Regions from separate parts of the Mus musculus genome. Here regions 2 and 3 are each linked to region 1. The links are chromatin loops, found by intact Hi-C in ENCODE. Cell type or tissue: left cerebral cortex. All regions are shown on one strand. Region 1 holds the start of Syn2 (synapsin II). Region 2 overlaps Syn2 (synapsin II). Region 3 has its middle 23 kb from the start of Gm36190.

The links. Peaks named below come from ENCODE experiments on the same cell type or tissue, not always from the same donor. Only the 100,000 strongest peaks of a DNase experiment are listed, where the experiment ranks them.
Region 2: a loop joins it to region 1, with 2.1 times the contacts of the local background. A loop is called at or near these places in 4 of 42 quality-filtered maps.
Region 3: a loop joins it to region 1, with 3 times the contacts of the local background. A loop is called at or near these places in 5 of 42 quality-filtered maps.

The regions. Positions count from the first base shown.
Region 1 is chr6:115,131,289-115,139,288 of GRCm38, reverse strand. Syn2 (synapsin II) reads right to left here and starts at 4,387. Exons shown (of 13, transcript NM_001111015.1): 1 at 3,829-4,387. The coding sequence starts at 4,208. Gm17733 (predicted gene, 17733) reads left to right here and starts at 4,454. Exons shown (of 2, transcript NR_132436.1): 1 at 4,454-4,674. In left cerebral cortex, no CTCF peak of the experiment used is centred here; DNase peaks (open chromatin) are centred at 3,722, 4,004, 4,412 and 7,718; H3K4me3 peaks cover 4,082 bases; H3K27ac peaks cover 2,285 bases.
Region 2 is chr6:115,206,089-115,214,088 of GRCm38, reverse strand. All of the region lies in intron 1 of Syn2 (synapsin II), which reads right to left. Among named protein-coding and RNA genes, the nearest start is that of Timp4, 42 kb to the left of the region's middle. In left cerebral cortex, no CTCF peak of the experiment used is centred here; a DNase peak (open chromatin) is centred at 3,707; H3K27ac peaks cover 790 bases.
Region 3 is chr6:115,081,012-115,089,011 of GRCm38, reverse strand. No RefSeq gene overlaps it. Among named protein-coding and RNA genes, the nearest start is that of Gm36190, 23 kb to the right of the region's middle. In left cerebral cortex, a CTCF peak has its summit at 3,142; DNase peaks (open chromatin) are centred at 3,239 and 3,840; H3K27ac peaks cover 1,938 bases.

The sequences.
Region 1 (8,000 bases):
ACATATTTTTCAACAAACTTTTAGTGTGCAATTAATCTAAAGCTCTCAGGCTATGTAAAAATTTCAAGGAAAAGAAGTATCCTCCAGTTTTCTCATGAACCAGGTTAGAAGTTCCATGCTACACTGCCTATAATCACACTGATAAATTCAAAGGAATCTTCTGTATATTAGCACTGATCTGAAAAGTTACCTATTTTGAGTTTCCTTTTAAATCTGAAATTATTTAGATGCTTCTTAAAAACCCCCTCTTTCAAAGTTTGGAGCTAAGTCGAAAGCATGGATCATCCAGAGACTACCCCACTGAAGGATCCATCCCATAATCAGCCACCAAATGCAGACACATGCTAGCAAGATTTTGCTGACAGGACCCTGATATAGCTGTCTCTTGTGAGGCTATGCCAGTGCCTGGCAAATACAGAAGTGGAGGCTCACAGTCAGCTATTGGATGGAACACAGGGCCCCCAATGGAGGAGCTAGAGAAAGTACCTAAGGAGCTGAAGGGGTCTGCAACCCTATAGGTGGAACAACAATATGAACTAACCGGTATCCCCTGGAGCTCATGTCTCTAGCTGCATATGTAGCAGAAGATGGCCTAGTCGGCCATCAGTGTGAAGAGAGGCCCGTAGGTCTTACAAACGTACACGGGAATGTCAGGGCCAAGAAGTGGGAGTGGGTGGGTAGGGGAGCAGGGCAGAGGAGAGGGTATAGGGAACTTTTGGGACAGCATTTGAAATGTAAATAAAGAAAACATCTAATAAAAAAATTTATATCCAAAAAAAAAAAAAACCCAACCCTCTCTTTATGTTAGCACTCGAATTCAGATGGGACCAATACGTTTAAGTTCCACTGAGATACTACATTCTTTCTACTCAAGCACCATAGTAATGGCATTGGGTATATATAACACCTGATTATTCAGTTTTGTCTAGGTAGCTTAAACTATGAGACAAATTATTTAAATTAGCTTTTAGAACAAAAAGAACCCTTGTAAGCTACTGTGTTTGTCATAAGCAGCCACCTGCTCCTTAATTCAGAGACCTTTCAATAAAACCACTCATCAATATTTAACTGAGGTGTTTTAAACAAATTTAGACACGTTAGAAGATGACAAAATTCTTGGAATTGCTATTACCTACAAAAACACAGAAGCACAGAACTACCATCAAGTTGCAGACTCAAACTCGGCTTAAGAGTTTTAATAAATCAATGTTATTACTCCAGAGAAATCCATAAGGCAGTTGAGAGTCAGCCCGCAGAAAAGTGAATCCTATTACTTCCATCAGAAATCCAGTCTCCAGGGCAAAGCAGATTCTCCGGTTTATACCAGGCACTCTTCCTAGAAAATAATCCTATCCAAGGAGAATTTCAAATCTCAACTCTCTCATTTCTAAATAAACAAATTCTCTGAGTCTCCCCATACTTGTAGGAACACTTATCTACCTATCTGTGGGTATCTAAGTAGCAATTAGAACCAAGAAAATAGCTTCAGTGGGGTAGAGGACCGGGACAAAGCTCACAAGAATCAGATTCTAGCCCAGAAAAATGAAATGTTAATGTTAGTCTTGTACCTATTTCCTAGCTGTTCTTTATGATTCTTTTTTAAAATATTCACCAATAACTCTTAATGTCACTAATTTCTGAAATAGTCTTAATAACTCTAGATTCCTTTGTTAACTGTCTCAGGTATCTTTGTGTCACCCTAATTAGTGTGAGTTTTCCAAAAGGCCCCCAGCATTGTCTAACCCCTAAAAGGAAGTGTATTATTACTGTGTATCACAGTAACATTCTAACAGTGAGACAATACAGAAGGATGGCAGCAATGAAACCAAGCAGTTTAACCTAAAGTTAAGATGCCACTGGACCATTTGTTAGCTGAATGGCTGTAAGCTCACCACTTACCTTTTCTAAGTCCCTGTTTTCTGAAGACCCAATAGAATACCACATTAGGAGTCCCTCCTTACCAGAGAATCTGACATACAATGGATGCTTGCATAGAGCTTGCCTCCCTTCCCTTCCCTTCCTCCTGAGCAAACACTTGTTGATTTGAACTGCCAGTGATTCTTCCAGGAGACTGCCAGTGGCACTACTGTCGTACTTTCCCACATTACCTTCCTGTTATTCCCCATTACCTTTCCCAGTTCCTGATAAAGGTCTTTTCTACTCTACTATCTTGAAAAATAAGGGCCAACCACACAACCCACCCAGAGGAAATGATTCCAGCATGGTAACAGCAGGAAGCCCTACAGCTCCAGGTAACATGTCACTTCCACCAGTTCATCCCAGCACCCCCTCTCTCCCTCTCTCCCTCTCTCTCTCTCTCTCTCTTTCTCTCTCCTCTCTCTTTCTCTCTCCCTCCCTCCCTCCCTCCCTCCAAGTCTCTCAGTGAAGGAATGGCAGAGAAAGCACAACAGGAAAGCAGCTACAAGAGAAATAAACAGCTCTGGGGTCCCTGTGTCTTCCTCTTGGGAAGAATTCTCAGGTGCAGGCACCAATCAACCTCATCCCCTTAGGAAAAGGAAAACAAAAATTGCTCCCTCACATTCCAAAGGAAAAAACACCTAAGGCTCTGGCCTTTTCATGGTTCCATACCCACCAGTCAGCCCACCATCCACCATCGCTTAAGTCAGCGTCCTACTGCATCAAAGGAACCACTCTGAAGCTCTTAATTAGTCTTCAGTGGACCTCATTCATGTGTTTCTCAACTAAACCTAACACCTTCCCCAATCATCCCCATTCCCTATAGCTCTTTTTAAAAGAAGAAAAAGAAAAGAAAGAAAGAAAAGAAAAGCATTCTTGAAGTTTCCCCTTTACTGCATTAAGGCCAATCATTTTATTTGTGCCCTTTAACAATATGTAATGTTTTTACTTAGGTCTTCATCATCCAGCTGAAAAAGCCACCATCGTTTACACACAAACACAGGAGCACGCATGCTCGCATGCACGCACGCACGCGCACACACACACACACACACACACACACACACACACGCACACACACACACGGAGGGAGGGAAGGAGGGAGGGAGGGAGGGAGGGAGGGAGGGAGAGAAGGGAAGAGAGAGAACAAAATTTTTAAAACATATATCCCCTCCCTGTTGCATATATATAATAATCTCATTATTTTTAAACAGATGTCAATCACACTCTGAGACACCTGTGATCTAACCCACCTTGATATCAATACAGGTACAGGTTTAAAACAAAACAAACAAACAATAACAACAACAAAAACACCTATCCAACTTAAATACTAATATCCACTCCCAACTCATTCCAAACCTTGCAGACTAGAATCTTTTTTGGTGTCCTTTATTTTGATGGCCATCTGGGTCCATTTTCACCTTAGCTTGTATGCGTCTAAACTGTTAAGCCTGCCCCCCCCCCACCATAAGTATTTGTGTTTTGTTTTTGTTTTTTATTAGTTCTTTGAGGATGTTGTACAACCTGTTTTGATCATCTTCACCCTCCCTCCCCCAGCTCTTTCCAGATCCATCCCTCCTTCTCTTCCTTCCCAACTTTGTGGTGTCCCCACCACCACTGTCACAGCCAATATGTGCTGCCCAAATATTCTTGGCTGTGTGGCCTTCCTTTAGAGCGTGGTCGACTTATCACTATTTTTAAGCTCCATTGGTGCTTAATGAAGTAGCTTGCTCTGCCACCGGCCTGGAGGCCACCGAGTCCTTTACCTTAGGACCCATGTCTCTGGGAGGTCAACGCCTGCCCTCGCCCCTCCCACACACAGACACCTGCTCGTCCCCGGTGCTCTCCCGGGTGACCTCGAGGGTCCATCTTCACACCCTGCCCCCGGCGGACCCCGCAGGGGCCTACCAGTCGGTGTGCGGCTCGTCGACCACCAGCAGCACCTTGGCCTTCCTGGAAGCGGCCGAAGGTGCGGGCGCGTCCACCAGGCCGGCGGAGGCGGCCGTCTGCTTCACCGCTTGCGACAGCGAGCTGAAGAAGCTGCTGCCCACCGACGGCGTCGGCGCGGGCTGCGGCGCCGGCTGCGGCGCGGGTGCCTGGGCGGGTGGCGGCCTGCGCTCGGGACCGGGCGAGGCAGCTGAGGTGGCCGCCGACGCCGTAGCGGCACCGGGGCCAGGGGCAGGAGGGGGCTGCTGCGGCTCCGGGCGCTGAAGGTCAGTCATGTAGCCATTGGGCAGGTTGGCGATGAAGCTGCTGTCCGACAGCCGGCGCCTCAGGAAGTTCATCATCTGGCTTGAGGGGCTGAGGGCGCTCGAGGCGGCGGGCCAAGCGGCGCGGGGAGGACGGCGCGGGGACACCGAAGGTGGTCCGCGTCTCCGGGAGCCCAGCAGACAGCCGCGGCGCTCTGGGTCTGGGGAGCGAGCCTGTTAGCGAGGGAGCAGTGGGCGGTGCCGAGGGCGTGACTACTTCTGTCTCCGCCCCTCTCCGCAGAGCCTGCTCCGCCCCCGCCTACTCGCGCGTCCCCCGCCTTTTCAGGCTCTGGCGCAAAGAGAAGGGAGAGTGTCCCCTCCCGCCACCTGAGCGTGACTGTGTGGGAACCAGGAGCTCTCGCAGTGTGGAGGGAAGGAAAGCCGAGAGTCTCCCACCATCATCACCTTCGTGGTTTCAAGAGGAGAGTCGTGTCCCAGTTCCAGACGAAGACACCATCCTAATACCATCTAGTTAGAAGAGAGGTGTCAGCTTCCCTACCCTGAGGTGAGAGAAAAGAGCTACACCTGCCCCTCCACCCGCTCTGGCGTGTGTGTGCGCGCGCACACACACCCAGGACCACCATTCAGTGAGCAAAGCGAAGCATTTCCTTTCCTGAAGCTCAGGAAAATGATGCCAAAGTCCCCAACTTTCAGATGAGAAGGAATGGACTAATCTGTTGCTGCTAATGCGCACCTTGTATGCTGAGACCTGAATGAATGAATGGATGGATGGATGGATGAATGAATGAATGAATGAATGAATGAATAAAAGCTGCCTACCCGTGCTGAATGGGAAAAACCTCTCCCTGACCCAAAAGGTGGGAGTCCAGACCACAATGAAGTAGAGGGCTACCTCACCCTCCTTGAGGAAGAAGGAACCTAAGCAGACCCTCTCCACACTGCCCTGGAGGACATTAGGAGGCAATTTCTGTGCCCCACTTAATAGTGCACAATTCTCTCCCTGACCAGAGAGAGAGAGAGCACGCGCGCGCGCAAGAGAGCCCGAGAAGACTGAAAATGTCTTTTCAGGATCCCTCAGACAGATAGCCAAGGCTACCCCCTCAATTTGCTTCCCTGACATACATTGTTCCCCAGTGTTGTAGGGCGACCTAGTCCCCTAACTGACCATCTCCATGAAGGTTTATCTGACTACCAACTTCTCTGTGCACTCTCTAAATTTTGTGTGCTCTTTGAACCTTTGTTTTGATCTGTCTTCAGGTATATTAGTCCCCTACATTTGTATCTGGACAAAATGTAGCAGATGTACTTGACAGGCAGACCACCTGGAGTGATGCACGACTTTGGGCAAATTACTCCCTTGAACCTTTTTCTTCCACAGCTAATAAAAACAGATAGCACTTTTCAAAGCTGCTGGAGTAAATGAGAACATGTAGGTAAAGCGTCTGGTACGCAGTAGATAAGCCAGTAGTGGGGCCTAAGTCCTTATTCTTATTTCTCAGTAGTATTAGCTAGTCTGAATGGAATCAGTGAGGGTCTTGACACTAATGTTAGCAGGGTGTTCCTGTTTTGTATATCCCAGTTGGTTCTCAGGTCTAAGCCAATAGCATCAGAGAGGCCTGCAGCCAATTGTGAAAATAACCAATAAAATTAGAAAGCAACCCTTGTCTCAGGTAAACTCACAACTAAGAGCTAAGGACTCATAACTAGAGACAACAATTACCCACAATGAGATGTGAGAAATTCTGTAAATCAGTTGGATAAGGTGGTTTAGGAGCAACAAAGGCACAGGATTCATTCACCGCTGAGGCTCAGGAAAGGCTGCTCAGAGGAAGTAATGTTTAAGATGGGTCTTGAGACGTGTGGTAAAAGTTAACAGAACTGGTGAGAAGGCTCTGTAGTTTGGAACACTTGTTACTCCTCCAGAAGAGCCAAGTTTGGTTCCCAACACCCAGGTCAAGTGACCTATGATGACCTGTAACCACAGCTCCAGGGAATATGGCACCCTCATCTGGCCTGCAAGGGCACCCACACACACATGTCAGAACACTTACACAGATACACTATCTTAGTTACTGTTCTGTTGCTGTGAAGAGACACCATGACCAAGACAACTTATCAAAGAAAGCGTCTGATTGGGGGCTTGCTTAGTTTCAGAGGATTAGTCCATTATCATCATGGCTGAAATCATGGCTAGTGGCAGGCAGGTGGACATGGAACTGAGAGAGACAGAGACAGAGACTGGGCTAGCATGGACTTTTGAAACCTCAAAGTCCACTCCCAGTGTCACCTCCTCCAACAAGGCCTTTTAGTCCTTTTCAAACAGTTCCACTAACTGGGGCCTGAGCTTTCAAACATATGGGCCAATGAGAGCCATTCTCATTCAAACTACTACTACTACTACTACTACTACTACTACTACTACTACTACTACTACACCACACACACACACACAAGTAGAAAAAAAAAATCTTTTTTTTTTTTTGAGTATGTACCCATAGAGAAGTAAAGGAAGCATTCAGGCAGAGAAACGGATGCTTGTGAACTCATGGCTCTTCCAGAATGGGCTGTTTCGTGTGCTGACTTTGTCAGATCTCCTGCAGACATTATAATAAAGTATTCTAGTGACTAGGATGTGAGCTTTTCAAATATAGAACTGAATCTTAGTCATCTTTGGACCCCCAACATCCAGTGTATTACCTTCCATATAGTAAGGATTTAACTGTTTTAGAATTGAACTGTATCCTTACATAATTTAGTTCTTTCCTACTGAAGAATAAAACTTATATCACCGATAACCAAATAAACATAATTTATCACACTTTCCTTCCTGAAATTCTTAAAAGTATTTTTTTTTTAAGAAAAATCAAAGAAATCTTTTCCAATGTTTCTCTATTGGCAGGATTTCAGAGGCTCTTTATGTCTTAGGGTTACTATTACTATGATGAAACACCACAACCAAACAACTTGGGGTGGAAAAGGGTTTATTCAGCTTAGGCATCTACATCACAATTCACCATCAAGGGAAGTAAGGATAGGAACTCAAGCAGGAACCTGGAGGCAGCAAATGATGGCAAAGAAAGCTGCTTACTGGCTTGCTCTTCATAGCTTGCTCAGCCTTTCTTACAGAACATAGGACCACAAGTCTAGGGATAGCACCACCCACAATGGGCTGGGCCCTCCCCCATCAATCACTAATTAAGAAAATGCCTTACAGCCAGATCTTATAGAGGCATTTTCTCAATTGAAGTTCCCCTCTTTAGACAACTCTAGTTTGTGTGAAGCTGACATACAGCTAGCCAGCACAGTGTAACTTCTATTTTTAGATGATTTTGCTGTTTTTCTAATATATTTCATTAAGGAATTCCCTTAAATATTGAGCTTTTAGTATGTGTATAAATTTTTTTAAACCAGCCTATTTAAAACGTATTTTAAATATCTAAAACACAGAAGACATTGTATGCTACAGACTAGATGATAGAGGAGATTCAAGTATGAATAATCCCCAAATTCATGCCTTAGGAAGACAGCTTATAATTAGCAGTAGCAGAACAGTCTCTGAGTAACGAGAAAGTGGAGCAGGCAGTGAGTGTTACAAGAGCCAAAGGGAGAAGCCTTCCCAGGGATGGTAGATTTTATAGGAAAACTAAAGAAATTCTCATAGACAAGAAAACGTGGAGAAAGGAAGTGATATGGAGGGGAGAGCAAAAGATTGGTCACAGAAGCTGGGCTGATAAGGATTAGCATCATGTAGATCTATTGCTGTCTATGTTATTTTAATCGTTGGACCTTTGTACAGTATGTAATATGCCCTACAATCTTCTGGGAAGCTTAGAGAGATTGCCCTTGTGTACAGTATTCTGCTATTATCTA
Region 2 (8,000 bases), 75 kb before region 1:
AGATACAGAGCAAGGCACAGGTTATCTCTTTGGGAACACTGAATAGTTTGGTACACGGATAAAACACAGGGTGTGCACTGGATCATGAGAGGAATCTAACCAAGCTTAGGGAGTGGAGGACAACTTGAGAAGCAAAGCCTAAGCCCATCCTAAATTTAAATAGGACTGAGCCACACAAAAGTAAAGGAAAAGAGTAGAGCAAGACATTCTGGGCCAACAGCCTAGGGAAGGGCACAAAAACATGAAACAACGAGGCATAAACAAAGATGCTATGCATAAAACACTAGAAGGAAAACAATGGAAGACAAAACCTACAAAGTTAAGCAAACACCAGAGGGAGATTGCTTAAGATTGGAAATTGAGATTTCCTGAAAGAAGTGGGATATAAACTTGATCTGGAAAGATGCATACGGTTTGAAGATGCAAGAAGGAGGAGAAAAGGGCAGAGGACAGAGTGCCTAGGAGAAAGCACAGGGTGCAGGACTCAAGACACCAGGGACAAAAACAATGAGACCACAGAGAGCTCTGAATGATGGACGACTCTCAGAATACAGGCTGGAATTATTTCCCTCAGGGAGTGGCTGGGGGCCTACAGAAAACAGAAGGCAATGAGGAAACTGCGGTTATAAACACCTACCACCTACAAGGGCTTGGAAGGTCCCGAAAACACACCTGGCCATGGTATTCAGCTTGTTCTGAAAGACACAGCCAGACTGGCCAAGGGACAGGAAACATCTGTGCCACCGTGACCTGTCTGAATCCGCTCTCTCCCTATCCTTCTTGGCACCACAAAAACTGGGAACAGAACAAAGGCTGAGGCAAGCCCCGGCCTGGGTCCCAGAGAAAAACAATAACAAGAGGGGGCCAACCTGATCTTCTACAAGGGAAGGAGAGGTAGGACCCTGTCAGATTTCATCAAGAGGAATACAATAAAAGACCCATTGTTCCTGCTTCCTCCCCTTGGGAAATGAAGCTCCAAGCAGTAAATTGTGGTTAGGAGAGGACTGACCTGGAAAGGAAAGCTGAGTTCTGGTCCAGGTTGCGCTGCTAGCATCGCGTTTGCACTGGGCACACTGTCTCACTTCTCTAGGCTTCTGTTTTCCCATTTGTACTGGGAAGGAGTTAAGAAGACTCAGAGCTCTCAAACCATGTTCTGTGGTGCCTGGATTATTCCTAACTTTTTTCAACCACAGCAGCTCCATTTTTATATACGGGGTTGTATCTGGGTGGAGGGCATTGTTTTAAAATGTGAGCCCCCTTGCACTTTTCAGCATCAGGCTTCTGTGACTATGGTGAGGTCAGCAGATTGACTGCACAGGAGCTCAGACAGAGCAGAGGCAGGCACGAGGTTAGAAGAGAAGCAAGGCAGGGAAAAACACCAGACAGCAGGACACAAGTCAATGAGTTCAGACAGCCTGAAAGTGTCTGCAGAAAGGGGTGCTGGGAAAAGCAAGCAAGCAAACAAACAGCAGAATGGGTTTAAAATTCTGCCCAAACCCTTTTTTTTGTCACTAAAAAAATAACAAAAACGAAAAACAATGAAAGTTGCCTTGATTGCAACATCAGAGAGAAAAAAGCTACTGTTGAGGTGGGCAAACAGAGCCAGTGAGGTATCCAAAAATAACTCATTCATTTGTTCAGTTGTTAAAAGCTCACCAAGTTTCTGCTAGAGGTCACAGACCCCAGGCTAAATGGGTGATGTTGCAGAAATGAGGAAATCCCCATCCCTGTCCTTACGGAACATGGTTAGAAAAACAGAGCTGAATGCTTACAGAGAAGAAGAGGCGCAGGACAGAAAACAGCTGCTGATTTCAAACAGCTGAAAGAGAAGACAAACAGCAGATGTATGCATAAGCCAAACCAAAGGGAAGGGAAAAACTGTCTTCAGGGCAGAAAGATAGGAAATAGGCAGACCCACTGAAAGAAAATAATGAGGGCAGGAATGAAGGTTAGAAAGACAGACTGGAGAGGGGCATAAGCGGAGACTGTGGAAGGCTCCACTTTCTAACACAGCACTCCTCAGCGTGGGGGCTCCTTAGCACTTGTAATCAGCTAGTGTCGACAATGTGCTATGAGGAATATACACACCTAATTCTGGAAAATCAGCATGAAAAAGAATGTAAAATATTTTATTAGAAACCTGCATCAGCCTGATATGGTGGTGGCTTTATTATTTAATTTGTCTTGTTGCTGTGACAAGAGCAATGGAAGGAAGGAAGGGTATATTTTGGCTCACAGTTTCAGGGTAACCCATCCTGGAGGGAGGAGCTTAATGCAGCCACACTGATGAACACTCTGCTCCCTCTCTCCTTTATATTCAGCCCTGGACCTCCAGCCTGTGAAATGGTGCTGCCCACAGTGAGTGTGGGTCTTCCCACCTCAGTCAACCTCATCTAGAGATCCTTTGCAGATGTGCCTAGAAGTTCGTTTCTATGGTGACTCTAAACCCTAATAAGCTGACAACCATCACAGAAGCAGAAGACTGCAATCTTACTACTCAAGAGACAGAAGCAGGAGGAATGCGAATTTGAGCCCAGATTGGGGTATAAAGAAGTTTTATATTAATTAAATGTTAAGAAATGGTTTGAGCATAATGTGTTAAACACAATAAATTATTAATTTTCCCTGGTTTTCTGTGACTACTTGAAAATTTTTTTGCTTGCAATTTGTATTATATTTTTATTAGAGAATGCCTTATTAAATTTTTGTCAGACCCCAAAATTAAGACGGTATATTGCTATATATTATATGTATATTAGGATAAGATATGAATACACGAACTATATGTGGTGATACATGCCAGTAATCCCAGCACTTGGGAGGTCAAAGCTAGAGGATTGTGAACTCGTGGTCAGTTTGAGTTACTAAGCAAGTCTCTGCTGATAAATAAGTAAAGAGATAAAAACCCAAACCTCCTTATATCCTGCAAAAATAGGGCCAAAAATGTATCCATTATGTTAACAGTCCTATGGGAAGCAAGGCAGACTAAAGCGGGATAAAATGCAAGAGAAATTGATATTTTGTGGCTGAACGACAAACAGCTGTTGATCACAGTGTGGGAAAATTCCACAGGTGGTTCTTCTCTCTGTGTCTGTGTTCCCACATTAAAATGAGACATTGTCACTTTCCATCTGTCTGTATGTGTGTTTTCAAAGCTCCCTCATAGCGTATCTTACTTGAACTTAGAGGTGTAGGCAGGTCAAGAGCATTGCACTTATTTTCATTTTCTTTTCTTTTCATTTAGATAAGTGAATTAAAGAAAAATAAATTCATTCACAAATGGCCTTTGGATCTGATTCTCCAGTGTTGGTTCACTGCCCTTGTCTCACTTCATGCTGCCTCCCCTACACAAATGTCACTCGTTTGAAATGGAGTCTTGCTGTTTATTCTGCTCTTGCCGCATACAGTCCAGCTCCCTAACAAGAACAGGTTTTGTGAGTGCACTATACATCACGTCCAAAACACTTCACGTTGTCAAAACTCAGGCAAAACTGTGGCACAGGAGGACACAACAGGAAGGTACAGGAATCCCCATTTCTAACTCATTCCAGACCATCTACGTCCTGTTTCTGGAGATACTGCCACAACTTCAAGGCAGGAAGGACAAAAGATAGGAAATGCAGTCATGGGAGAGAAGTCTGGAGCCTGACAATTTGCAGCGCAGCCTCTAGGCAAATGGTTTAGCAGGTTATATAATAGACTCTGGCAGTGACTACTCCTACCTTCCAGACTTCTTGGATCCATTTCCAGATGCAATTAAGGATGGTGGGCTGGTACTGAGCAAGCACTCTGCCTCCCTGGGCCTTTCTAAACAATGAGTGACAAGATCTTATATGGGCCCAAATCCAGAGTGATGTAGCAAGTCATTTCCAAGATTTTAAGGCCAGTTTTAGATAAGTTATGTCTTTTCCTGGTGCAATATTGGGGACAAATCTACCTAGCTTAGGGTCTAACCTAAAGCACCTGGCAAAGCTGTCACTCAGTAAACATGTTAAATGACTACTCAGCCATCACTAGGAGACTGGTAAGCTCTCACTAGGAAGAACCAGGTCAAATGACCTTTGTAAGTAGGGAGAAATAACAGTAATGGTGCCATTTTACGCGAGTCTCTTACATATCTAGGGCAGTAGAGAAAGACTGCTTTTATGTACGTTCCACCCTGTGTGTCTACAGAAAACTTCCTGGATAACTTTGACACTGAATGCCCTTTGCTTAGCCCCAAGATTAGATTCCATTCAAGAATGCTCAAGAACTTAGCCTACAGCAACATTTGCAATCAGTAAAGAGGGACCCTCTAGACTATGGAGAAGGATAGCTACTTAAAGCCTCTTCCCTTCCTTCTCAAACACATAGAGCTCACTTTGGGCTCTAAGGTCCTGTGAGACTAGAAAGTAATGGAAGAATGGTAGCTATGGACACCACATCCGAAACAGTGACCTTTCCACCTCCAAAGAAATGGATCTCTAGCAAAAAGTCCATTTGCTACCTGCCATTCACAAAGCCAGGAGAGGCCAAAGTCGCTGTATGGTGTGAGTGTGTGTGTGTGTGTGTGTGTGTGTGTGTTCCCTATCTCTGTCTCCATCCCTCTCTCCTTCTCTCTCTCCCTCCCTTTGTTATAGATTTGAGTATGGGTTTATTGAGGATGGAAGTGGGCAAACACAGAATGTTTTTGAAGGCCTGAGGACAATCTTTTGTTTGAGACAAGGTCTCTAAATGGCCTGGAACTTTGCACATAGGCTTCGCTAGGTGTGTGGCAAACTTCCAGGAATCCACCTGCATCTGCTTTCCATCTTCCTGCTGCTGGGATTACAAGTATGTGCCACCGTATCTCTTACATGGATTCCTGGGATCCTAACTCAGGACATTGCTTGCAAGGCAGGTGTTTTACAAGCTGAGCCATTTCGCTGTCCTCTGTCCTCTTGTTACCTTTCTCCCTTCCCTCTTCCAACATTTCCTGTTCTCTCCCAACTTTTCTTTGATCATGCTCTCCCTTTTTATTAGCAGTCTGAAACTCAGCAATATCAGAAAAATCACTACTTTTAAGTCCAGAAATTTGATTAAGAAAGAGTTTTCATTTCTTTTCTCAGGAGTTCAACAACATCCACAATTTTTGCTGTCTGGAGGCTATGAGTTCATTACTGCCAGTCTTTGATTTATCTAGGTCATTTCCCTCAAAAGAGCTGATATATAGTCCTAGGAATCAGCTTGTAGGCTCAGTCTCTTTTCTGGTTATCATTAACCCTCTGATCCTGCTCAGTGACTCATTCAGGGTTCTAACTCTCTCTGCTAAAAAATACTTCGTTAAAAGTACTCACCTAAAAGTGAAATCGAACCTGAATTCAATGAATTCTTTTAGACAGTTATTGGGTTGTTTCTTTTAACATAACAATATCTATTATATGGTCAAATAGGTTATCAAATGAACACACAAACAAGTAAATAAAATGAAATGAACAGGAGGAATAAAAGGTTAAAGGGGTATCTGAAGCTTGGAATGTTTCATCTGTTATGTGGTACAAAATTCATATTAGTAACAGACAATTTTCTTGGTGCTTGTTGTAGATAAAGCAAACAATAGTCCACAGCTATGTAGGTTGAAAAGTCCTCACGTGACAACTGAGGACAGATTAAGCACTCTCTTCTAAGAAAAGGTCGCTTTTACTTCCAGGGTTAGGCTCAGAAGCATGTCGCTGGCTGTCCACGCAGCAGACTTGGGATGGGGACAGAGTTTTGGGTTTTTTTTTTTTCAATTATTATAAAGAACTGGTTTTGAAAGTTCATTTGTTTGATAAATTGGCTTAAAGTACTCCAGGTCCAAATTCTACCACTGAGCAACAGTTTGACCTTGTACTCATACTTGATGTGACATTTCTTCTAGAATGTAGTTCTCCTGTTTCACAAACTTTCTGTAAAAATGCCTTTATTCAAATTAACATTAGATTATTCTTTGGAATGAAAAACAAGACCCCAGACAAGTAGCATAGTCTCAGCCTCTCTCTCTTTCTCTCTCTCTCTCTCTCTCTCTCTCACACACACACACACACATACACACACATATGCACACAAACTAAAAATAAATCTTAAAAACAAATAGATTAACAGCTTTGTATCTGTGTTTTAAACATTTTGAAAGCACAGAATATATATTACGAGGACAAGCATTCATCATGAACAGAATTAAAACAAATTTAAGTAGCCCATGTCACAATGTAGTTAACAAGGTGATTAAACAATGCTGAATAAGAAAATGAATTGTCAGGTGGTGGTGGCACACACCTTTAATCCCAGCACTTGGGAGGCAGAGGCAGGTGGATTTCTGAATTCGAGGCCAGCCTGGTCTACAGAGTGAGTTCCAGGACAGCCAAGGCTATACAGAGAAACCCCCTGTTTCAAAAAACCAAAAAAAAAAAAAAAAAAAAAAAAAAAAAAAAAAAAAGGAAAAGAAGAGAAAAGAGAAAATGAATTAATCAGCTATGACTACAGAGTTCCTGGGAGTGGCCTCAGAGACAAAGCAGAGTTGATCTGGGAAGTGAGGTAGCAGTGGCAGACACACTTTGCTGTGGTTTCAGACTTCAAGGAGGGCTGAGTACCATTCTAGGCTCAGCACATACCCAGGAAGTCCCATCCTCAACTTACACCGACCTTGGGCTTTTCAGTGTTAAACGCTGCTTCTTCATGTCCTGGAGATACTAATATAATTCTACCACCTGGGGCTCTTTTCCAGGGGTCTCTCCCAACGACCTGGGTGTTGGGGTCCAGGAGTCGCCTCACAAGCCACACAAACACCAATCTCAGTCAGGGATAGTTTATTGAGCATATGTTGCCAGGACTAATCAATCAAAACCAGGGTAAAGGCTCCGAGTTGAACAATGACATTGAGGTAAGATACAACAGGGCTTTGTTTGTTTGTTTGTTTATTATGTATGAGTACATTGTAGCTGTCTTCAGACACACCAGAAGAGAGCATCAGATCCCATTACAGATGGTTGTGAGCCACCATATGGTTGCTGGGAATTGAACTCAGGATCTCTGGAAGAGCAGTCAGTGCTCTTAACTGCTAAGCCATCTCTCCAGCCTCTCTACAGGGATTTTTAAGCCTGAGATGTACAAACACCTGTGCTAAGTTATCCTACCAACAGGATTTAGGGATAGGGGATTTCCTTAGGAACATGCCTTTGTTGTAGATTTACTCATGTTCCTATTGGTTGGGGTATTCACCTGTGGCAGAGGATGTGCCTTGTTTAACATTCATGTCTTAACTTGTCAATCAGGATGGTACTTGTCTAACATTCACGTCTTAACTTGCCATCCAGGACGTCAGTTACCCATGTACATGCCTCTTTCTGACAAGTATGATGTCAGTTCCCAGGGTGGTCTTGGGAACTTCAATTTTACTCAACCTTCTACTCAAAATGGAAGTCATTTCAAATAGTTTCTAATATTGATGCAGATGTCTCTCTTATGTTGGGGTCTATCCCAGGTGCAGCTTATAAGAGCAGTAACATAGTAAGTAGCCCATATACAGGAGCAGAAAGTGCTGCTGGGTGTTGGTTCAGGTCCAAGCTTATTGTGGCTAACTATATGAAGCAGTTCTAACTGACTTCTGTTGTGATTGGTTTCTAATAGCACAGAATATAAAAGAATATGCAATCAACCTGGGCACGAGAAAGTTTCTTAGTAACAACAGTAACAACCTATAAGAAAGTTTCCTTGTAACACTAGCAACAGCACAAAATGGTAGATTAGACAGGTAACAGTTACCTAGGCCTTAACACCAGATTCCAATTCACTATGCTAGTCACCATGTTCCTTCTCAAGCCATGTAATACATGTGGATCCCTAAATTAGATGTCACAGTACAATGACATCTCTGATGTTTTAACGTAGAACAGGAGTCAGTGTCCTCAGAGATGGAAGACTGAATGCAGTGAACTGATGGTTCAGGAGTTCCAGATTCCTCAACCCACTAGCCAGGTCCAGTAGATATCTAGTAGATCCTA
Region 3 (8,000 bases), 50 kb after region 1:
TTTAATAACCGGCTAGCAATTGTGGATTTGCAAATGCATTGTCTCCAACAGGAAGTGCAGGACAGAGAAATCAGGGCCTTCTCAGACAAGTGTCTTACTCCAGTGTAGTAACATTCTGCTCCAATACGTATTTCCATGGTTACCTTCCTTCTATGGAAGGGTTCCTGGGCCTCCTTTTATTTTAGCCATCGAGCCATTCTTTAAAACATCAAAGGTGTTTCTTAATCAAGAATGCTTCACGGTAGTAAATACATTGTGTTAGTTCCAAAGTGGGCCCCTAAAATGGCAATGCTGCTGACAATGTCTTACATGATAGTCTGGGCTCAGCTCATGAAGAACACTGACCAGGTAAACAAACGGATTTTATCAGGTAAAGAGACACTTAAACTCAGTGTTCCTCAAAAGTCTCCCGAAGCTTGCTTCTGTCAGGGAAGCTATTGCTTTTCTTATCTGCTCTCTACAGTCAACTAACTACTTCACCAAAGGGCATCTAGTTCCGGATTAACCCAAGCAAGCCTGTGACAGATCAAAGTCCCCACAATAGCCCCCAGGCTGTTCTGACCTGCACCCCCAGGCTGTTCTGGCCTGCACCTCCAGGCTGTTCTGACCTGCACCCCTAGGCTGTTCTGACCTGCACCTCCCAGGCTGTTCTGGCCTGCACCCCCAGGCTGTTCTGGCCTGCACCCCCAGGCTGTTCTGACCTGCACCCCTAGGCTGTTCTGACCTGCACCTCCCAGGCTGTTCTGGCCTGCACCCCCAGGCTGTTCTGGCCTGCACCCCCAGGCTGTTCTGACCTGCACCCCCAGGCTGTTCTGGCCTGCACCCCCAGGCTGTTCTGGCCTGCACCCCCAGGCTGTTCTGACCTGCACCCCCAGGCTGTTCTGGCCTGCACCCCCAGGCTGTTCTGACCTGCACCTCCCAGGTTGTTCTGACTTGCACACTTTCCACCTGCTGCTCCCTCCTTCCCATAAAACTGGCAAGGCTTCTCCCCACCAGTCCCTGTTCTCTGCCCTTAAGACAGCCTGGCAGTTGGATTCCCCCAGTAAAACTTCTTTTTATAATCCTTGGAGTGGTACGGTTTAGTGGTTTCGCTGCACTCTTGCTTACAGTGTGGATACTTCTTGGATAGGAAACAAAAGCATCAATCAACAAGACACTAAAACTAACGTGAGTGAACACTGGTATCCGCGCTGCCAGGCTGCAGAAAGCAGAGACCTGGGTAACACCTTCTGGTGTCATAGTTAGGGTTTCTATTGCTGCCATGAAACACTATGACCAAAAGGCAAGCTGGGGAGGAAAGGGTTTATTCTGTTTATCCTTCCACATTGCTGTTCAACACCAAAGGAAATTAGGACAGGAACTCAAGCAGGGCAGGAAACTGAAGGCAGGAGCTGATGCAAAAGCTGTGGATGGGCGCTGCTTACTGACTTGCCTCCCCTGGCTTGCTCAGCCTGCTTTCTTATAGAACTCAGGACCACCATTCCAGTGGTGGCACCACCCACAATGGGCTGGGCCCTCTCCCATTGATCACTAATTGAGAAAATGCCTTACAGCTGGATCTTGTGGAGACCTTTCCTCAACTGAGGCATCATCCTCTCTGATGACTATGGCTTGTGTCAAGTTGACACAAAACTAGCAGTATACCAGGGATATGCACAGATCACCCCACAACTAAACACATCCCCAAGCCTGCATATGTGCCCTGGGTCCCCTGTTCTCTTCTGAAGTCCCCAGAGACTCTTGCACTCACATTTACACTTGCACTCTTTTCACAGTGTTTTCCCTTGAGCCAGGGTCTTGCTATATGGCATAGCCTGGCTTTGAACTCAATCCTCCTGCGTCAGCTTCCCGTGTTGGGATTACAGGCTGGTGCCACCAAGCCCAGCAAGAATTTGGCACATACATTACTTATAAACCAGCAATTAAATTTCTAGGGATGTATTTTCATAAACACAGAAGAGGTTCAAAGATGTGTGGCTGAGAGGATTTAGGGGGTCACATTATTTAGGACAGGGAAAAACCTAGGTACCACCCACAAGAATAACAACAAGGGACAAGCATTGCTAACAATAGCATGGTGTGTGTGCCTTTGTAGATAGCTCTGATGACCAGTGATATGTCAGACTGTACACAGCACCTCTCCAGGAACCTTATATGCATTTGATCCTCACTCTTGCACCGGGAACTGCTCTTGGCTGCAAAGGGCAGAGACTTGGACAACAGGTGGCGAATCAAGCACAGAAAGGTTAACAGAGATGCCCCAGGCCACACAGGTGGTAAATGGTAAAACCGACATTGGAAACCAGGCTATCTCAACACAGAGCCCATGTTGTTAATTACCCTGCCACACGCTCTGCTTGAGGCTAATGTTGTGGGTAAAAAATGACAAACCTAGGAAAGTGAGGAAGAGAGGCAGAGGGGAAAAAACAGCCTGTAAAAACATACACCATATGTCAAAGAGGGTATTTCTGGTTGCCGTGGCTGTTAATTTTATTATTTGCTTGCTCTTATATGTTTTCTGGGTTTTCTGTATTGAGTGTTTGTTACACTTAATTTTAGAAGCGAAACTTAGGCAGGGGCAACTCCCTGAATCTTTGCTACTTCTAACAGTTGGTTCTTAGTAACAATAAAAATGTATCATAATGGCTGGTGTTTGGGTAAGTTAAGAGGGTGCCTAGCGTACAGACTGGGGATAGTGGTGTTTATCTGTGACCCCAGCATTTGAGAAGTGAGTGCAGGAGAATCAGCAGTTCAAGGCCATCCTTAGCCATACCGGGAGTTTGAGGCCAGCTTGGGCTATCTAAGTCCCTAGATAAATAAAGGCTTAAAAAAAATCACAATAATAGCCAACTTTTAGTGAGCTTTTTGTATGCTAATGGAGTGACTTGCATGAGCTCATTTGACCCTGCAGAACCAAAGGCGCACTGAGTACGGGTCTGTGTTCTTATTATAGAAGGGAGATACATGAGTCAAAGAAAGCAAAGAAAGGTCCAGACACCTGAGCTCCGATTCCAAGCTGAGGCACCCACAAGAGGGCACTGACCAAGACACCCCGACTTCCCTCAAGCTCTGTCCCCCACCTTGGAATCCATGACCTTAGGAAAAGTCCCCCTTCTTTCTTTCCCTCTGGGCTCAGCACCGCCATCTGTGGAACAAGAGAATTAGACAAGATGATCTTTAAGATCTTGCAGCTTTCAGAGTCTGCAATTACAGATGGCATCTCAATGTGCGCCCAGAGTCGTGCCCTCCCACGCAGCACAGCCCATCTCCCTCCTGCCTGCTAGAGGCAGCTTCACTAGAGCTGACCTACTTTGTAAGGCTAGAAGAGAAGGACAGAGAGTGGGGCTCTCTCCTCTCCCCAGACCCCTTTCCCCTCCTTTGTGGCCTGTCCCCATTGATCCTCTGGCAGCAGGTGATTCCACACGTGGCTTTTGTTGTTCAGCGCTGGTGATTCACCTAGGGAAACTGCCGGGTTTTTTGGCCTGGTTCTCTCAAAGCCAGGCTTTATGATCCACAGGGTGTTTAAGCACAATGCAAAGGCAAGGGGCAGGAAAGCCTGGATAGGTGAGCAAACCAGAATCCCAAAGCCCTCTGGGTTCATGCCAGGAGAAAGAATAAGAGTCCCTGGCAGGTGTCCTGAGCCGGGTGGTCATTTGTCTGTGCGAGGGAAGCTGTGTGAAGACAGGCTGACCTTGCCAGGTCTCTCTGCACGTGTGTTCCCAGGTTTTTAAGCAGCAGGAAGCAAGCAGACGTTGCTGCCCCAGTGCTTCCCGACTGCAGAGAATAGCCATCACAAAGGGTCACAGACAGTGGTTTGAACCTGAAAAATCTATTTTCACCCATCCCAGAGGCTAGAAGCCTGAGCCCACAGTGTTGGCAGAGTTAGTTCTCACTGAGATGGCTTCTTTCCTTGTCAGGCACTTTCTCCAGATGGCCATCCTTGTGTGCTATCTAAAGCTCCCTCCTCTTATGAGGACCCTGGTAATATCCAATCAGGGCCCACCTTAATGACTTACTTATTTAATTTTTTGTCAGGGTCTCACATACTTCAGACTAGCCTACAACTCACTATAACCAAGGATATGCTTGAACTTTTGAGCGACACACACACATACACACATTGAGTACTGGGATTTCAGGTATGGACCTCATAAGCTGAGACCTTATTTTAGTCAACTAACAATAGCAACAACAACAATAATAATAACAATAGCACACATGCATACACACCCATCTCCAAATGTACTCCTGTTTGGCAATACATGGGTATTTAGAACTTCTATGTATGAAGCCAGGCCCTAACACTGGCCTATGCTGTTGAACTCAGCCCTCTGGAACCAGGGGTCTCCAAGGGACAGAGACAGGCCTTCATAATCACTCAACTCTCTCTAAGCATCTTTCATGTATAATCATGTGCTTTAGGTTAGAGGCTAATGCCAAATTGAGTTGATTTCACTCTGGCCAAGAAGGCAACAGGTAAACAAAAAAGAATATTGGGCTCAGAGCTTTGGGCTGGGAATGTGCCTCGCTCAGTGGTAGAACTCTGGGCTCCATTCCTAGTACCAAAAAGTAGAATAAAAATAAATTAAAAAATTTTAAATCCAGGCTCTGTTGCTTACCCACTGAGTTAGTACAAAGAGCCTCTGGGCCTCTGTGCTGTCTGGAAAGCGCAGATCATAATACAGGCCTCCAAGGGTTGTCGGAGGGATTAAAGGAGGACAGGTCTGTGAGGGCCTGGAGTGTAGTTGGTGTTGAGCATACAGCCGGGTCTTTCACTTCATCTCTTCTGTTGTTATCTTTTCTTTGAACAAAACATTATTTTATGTGTATAAGTGTTTTGCCTGCATGTATGCCTGTGTGTCATGTGCGTGTCTGGTGCCAGCAAAGACCAAAAAAAGAGCATTAGATCTCCTAGAGCTGGAGTTACAGGTGATTGCGAGACACCTGCAAAGGTCCTAGGACCCAAACTCCAGTCCTCTGCCAGAGCAGCAAGTACTCTGCTGAGATGGCTGGCCCATCTCCCCAGCCCTCAAATTTTATTATTTTTTTAACTGATAAGTGAAGACCTAAAAATTGTACATATTTATAGGGTACTGTACACCTATGCATTGCATAATGTTTATGTTGGAATAAACTTATTCCGAACTTCCTCATACATTTGACATCGTGTGTGTGTGTGTGTGTGTGTGTGTGTGTGTGTGTGTGTGTGTGTACTGGTGTGTACATGCAGTTTTGTAAGGGTCAGAGGACAATCTTGATGTCGTTTCTCAGGTACCTTACATCTTTTGGTTTGAGTAAGGGTCTCTCCTCAGCCTGGCACTTCCCCGAGTAGGCTGAACTGGTCAGTGAGCTCCAGGGATCCTCCTCGCTCTGCCTCCCACGTGATGGAGTTATGGACATGGGCTTCCAGCTGGTATTGAACTCAGGTCTTCCCACTTGCAATGTAAGTACTTTACTGAGCCATCTCCCCAGGCCTGTTTATTATTTCTTCTTATTGAAAATATTCAAAAGCCTTCCTCTAGCTGGATTTCATGGTGTATACCTTTAATCCAGGCTACCCTGGACCTGACTGAGGCTGCACAGATGAGCCAAGTGTAGGAATTCAAGACCAGACCAGCAATGCAACAAGAACTTGTCTGCTAAGGCAAAATCAAAACAAACCTATCTTGGTTTGGGTTTTTTGTTGCTGTTGTTGGTTTTGTTTTTTTTTTTAAATAATACTTTTTCATCATTTATAGTCACAGACCAATGTCATCTCATGTCCCTTGCACTGTGGGTTCCCAAAAGCACAGTGGGTGTCATGACCATCGTTATGACTCCACCGTGTAGCTGTGAGCAAGGCACTGACCACTCCATTTTCTGGAAGCAATTCACCAGACTGATTTGGGAGACCATGTGGATACTCCCCAGAGGGGCTTTCAGAAATGCCATATAGGCCATGTCTAAAAGCAGGTTTTCTAAATGAATAAAATATGAGTATTAATGTAACATGACCCTCGAGGGAGCCAGAAGCTGAGGATCTGAAGGTTGCCTGAGCTATATGTGAAACTGCCTTCCATCCCAAACAGACCTCCCCAGCATCATGGGCAGCACATCAGATTATAGCAGACATTTGGAGTTTGGACCTGTCCGGTGAAAAGCACTGCTACATCCTCCAGAGGAGCAGAACCAGAACCATGGGATAAACACACACAGAGATGGGTGGAAGAAGAGGCCTGCTACAGCAACTGGCTCCTGTACCTTTGGAGTCAGAGACTCACCACAAGTGCCTCTCTCTAAGCCAAAGAACTACAAAGCTGATGTCCTTCAGTCTAAGTCTAGAGGTTAAAAATGGAAGCCTAGGAGAGTGATTCCAGACAGATGTGATGGTTTGAATGAAATGTCCCCCCATAGTCTTAGGGATTTGAACACTTGGTCTCCAATGGATGGTACTGTTTGGCTTAGGCTTAGGAGGTATAGCCTTGTTGGAGGAAGTGTGCCACTGGGGGCAGGCTTCAAATAAACTCCGCCTTCCGTACGTTTCCTCCCTTACAACATAACTATTGAATGTGGTGGGTATAGATGTAATTCCAGCATTTAGAAGTCCTAGTCAAATGGATCATGAGTTCAAAGCCAGCTTGAGCTACATAAAGAGATCATATTTTGAGGGGGGGGAGCTATGAAAACACTTATCACTGTCATTTACACCCTCATTAACACCTTTAGAGATCACACCTGTTTAGACATCCCCTAGCCAGTCAAACTGACACAAATTTAAACATCACTGCCCCACTTCTTCTGCTAGCCAAACTCTACTTTTCCCTTAGACACAGGCCATCTTGTCTTCTCCAGCCTTGTACTTAGATGGCAGATATCTCCACCTCTGGGAGTCCACACATGGCTCAGCCCTGTGTACTCCTGAGGGAGTACTCTATTTCCTGGTTTTCCCAGTTCACCATAGTTGACTCAGAGATTAGCATGTGATCCCAGGTGGACCAATCAGAGCAGTTTCTTCAGGTTTCATGGGTATTGTCAGAAGATGTAAAAGCACTCTTGTTTTCAATCAAGGTTAGTAAACTGGAACTTGTGGTGGCCATTTGCCACCATGAAGAGAAAGCATGTCTGAGTTCCTGCATCTTTTGTTTGAGCACCTGGATCTAGCCTTTCCTGAAGTTAACAAGGCTAACCAACCTGGTTCTATGGTCAGTGAGCTTTCCTTATATTGCATCTTACCATGAATTTTCTGTCATTCGCAGCCAGATGAGCAGCAGACAAGGGATTATTTCCCTCTGACTTCTCTCTCCCTTAAGTTTTTTTTTTTTCCAAATGACCTAGAACCATTCCCTGCTAAATAGCAATTCACTGGACAAACAGTATATAAAAGGCAAATTACGAGAGAATATAGCTTTTGAGTTTATTAGACCGTTTCACACATTGAGGGAAGGCAAACATGAATGGAGAGGTGTAAATAGATACTGAAGCCAGGAAACAAAATGACACCCCTGCCGGGCATGGTGGCTCACGCCTTTAATCCCAGCACTCGGGAGGCAGAGGCAAGCGGATTTCTGAGTTTGAGGCCAGCCTGGTCTACAAAGTGAGTTCCAGAAAAGCCAGGGCTATACAGAGAAACCCTGTCTTGAAAAACAAAAAAACAAAACAAAACGACAACCCCATCTGTCAGGTATACTCAGATGTGGATGGAGACCCAGCTAGGACACCTCACTGTCTGGGGGTAGATTTCATTCAGTGCTGGGAAGTGGGCTTACACTTACTAGGGAGGTTTACCTTTAAGTGGTAAAGGAACTGGCTCCTTGTTGATCACTTGACACAGCCATGGTTGTTTATAATATAAACATTACTATGTTTACACATCAAGCCATTGCCTTTGCTTGCAAAATCAGCATAATGAGCAAACAATGGGGGCCCAACCTTGATTCCACAGGGCACCCAGTAAGTGGCAAGAAGGGATGATGACCAGCAGTGATGACTGCCACCACTCTCCATATCCCTTTATGTGTGGT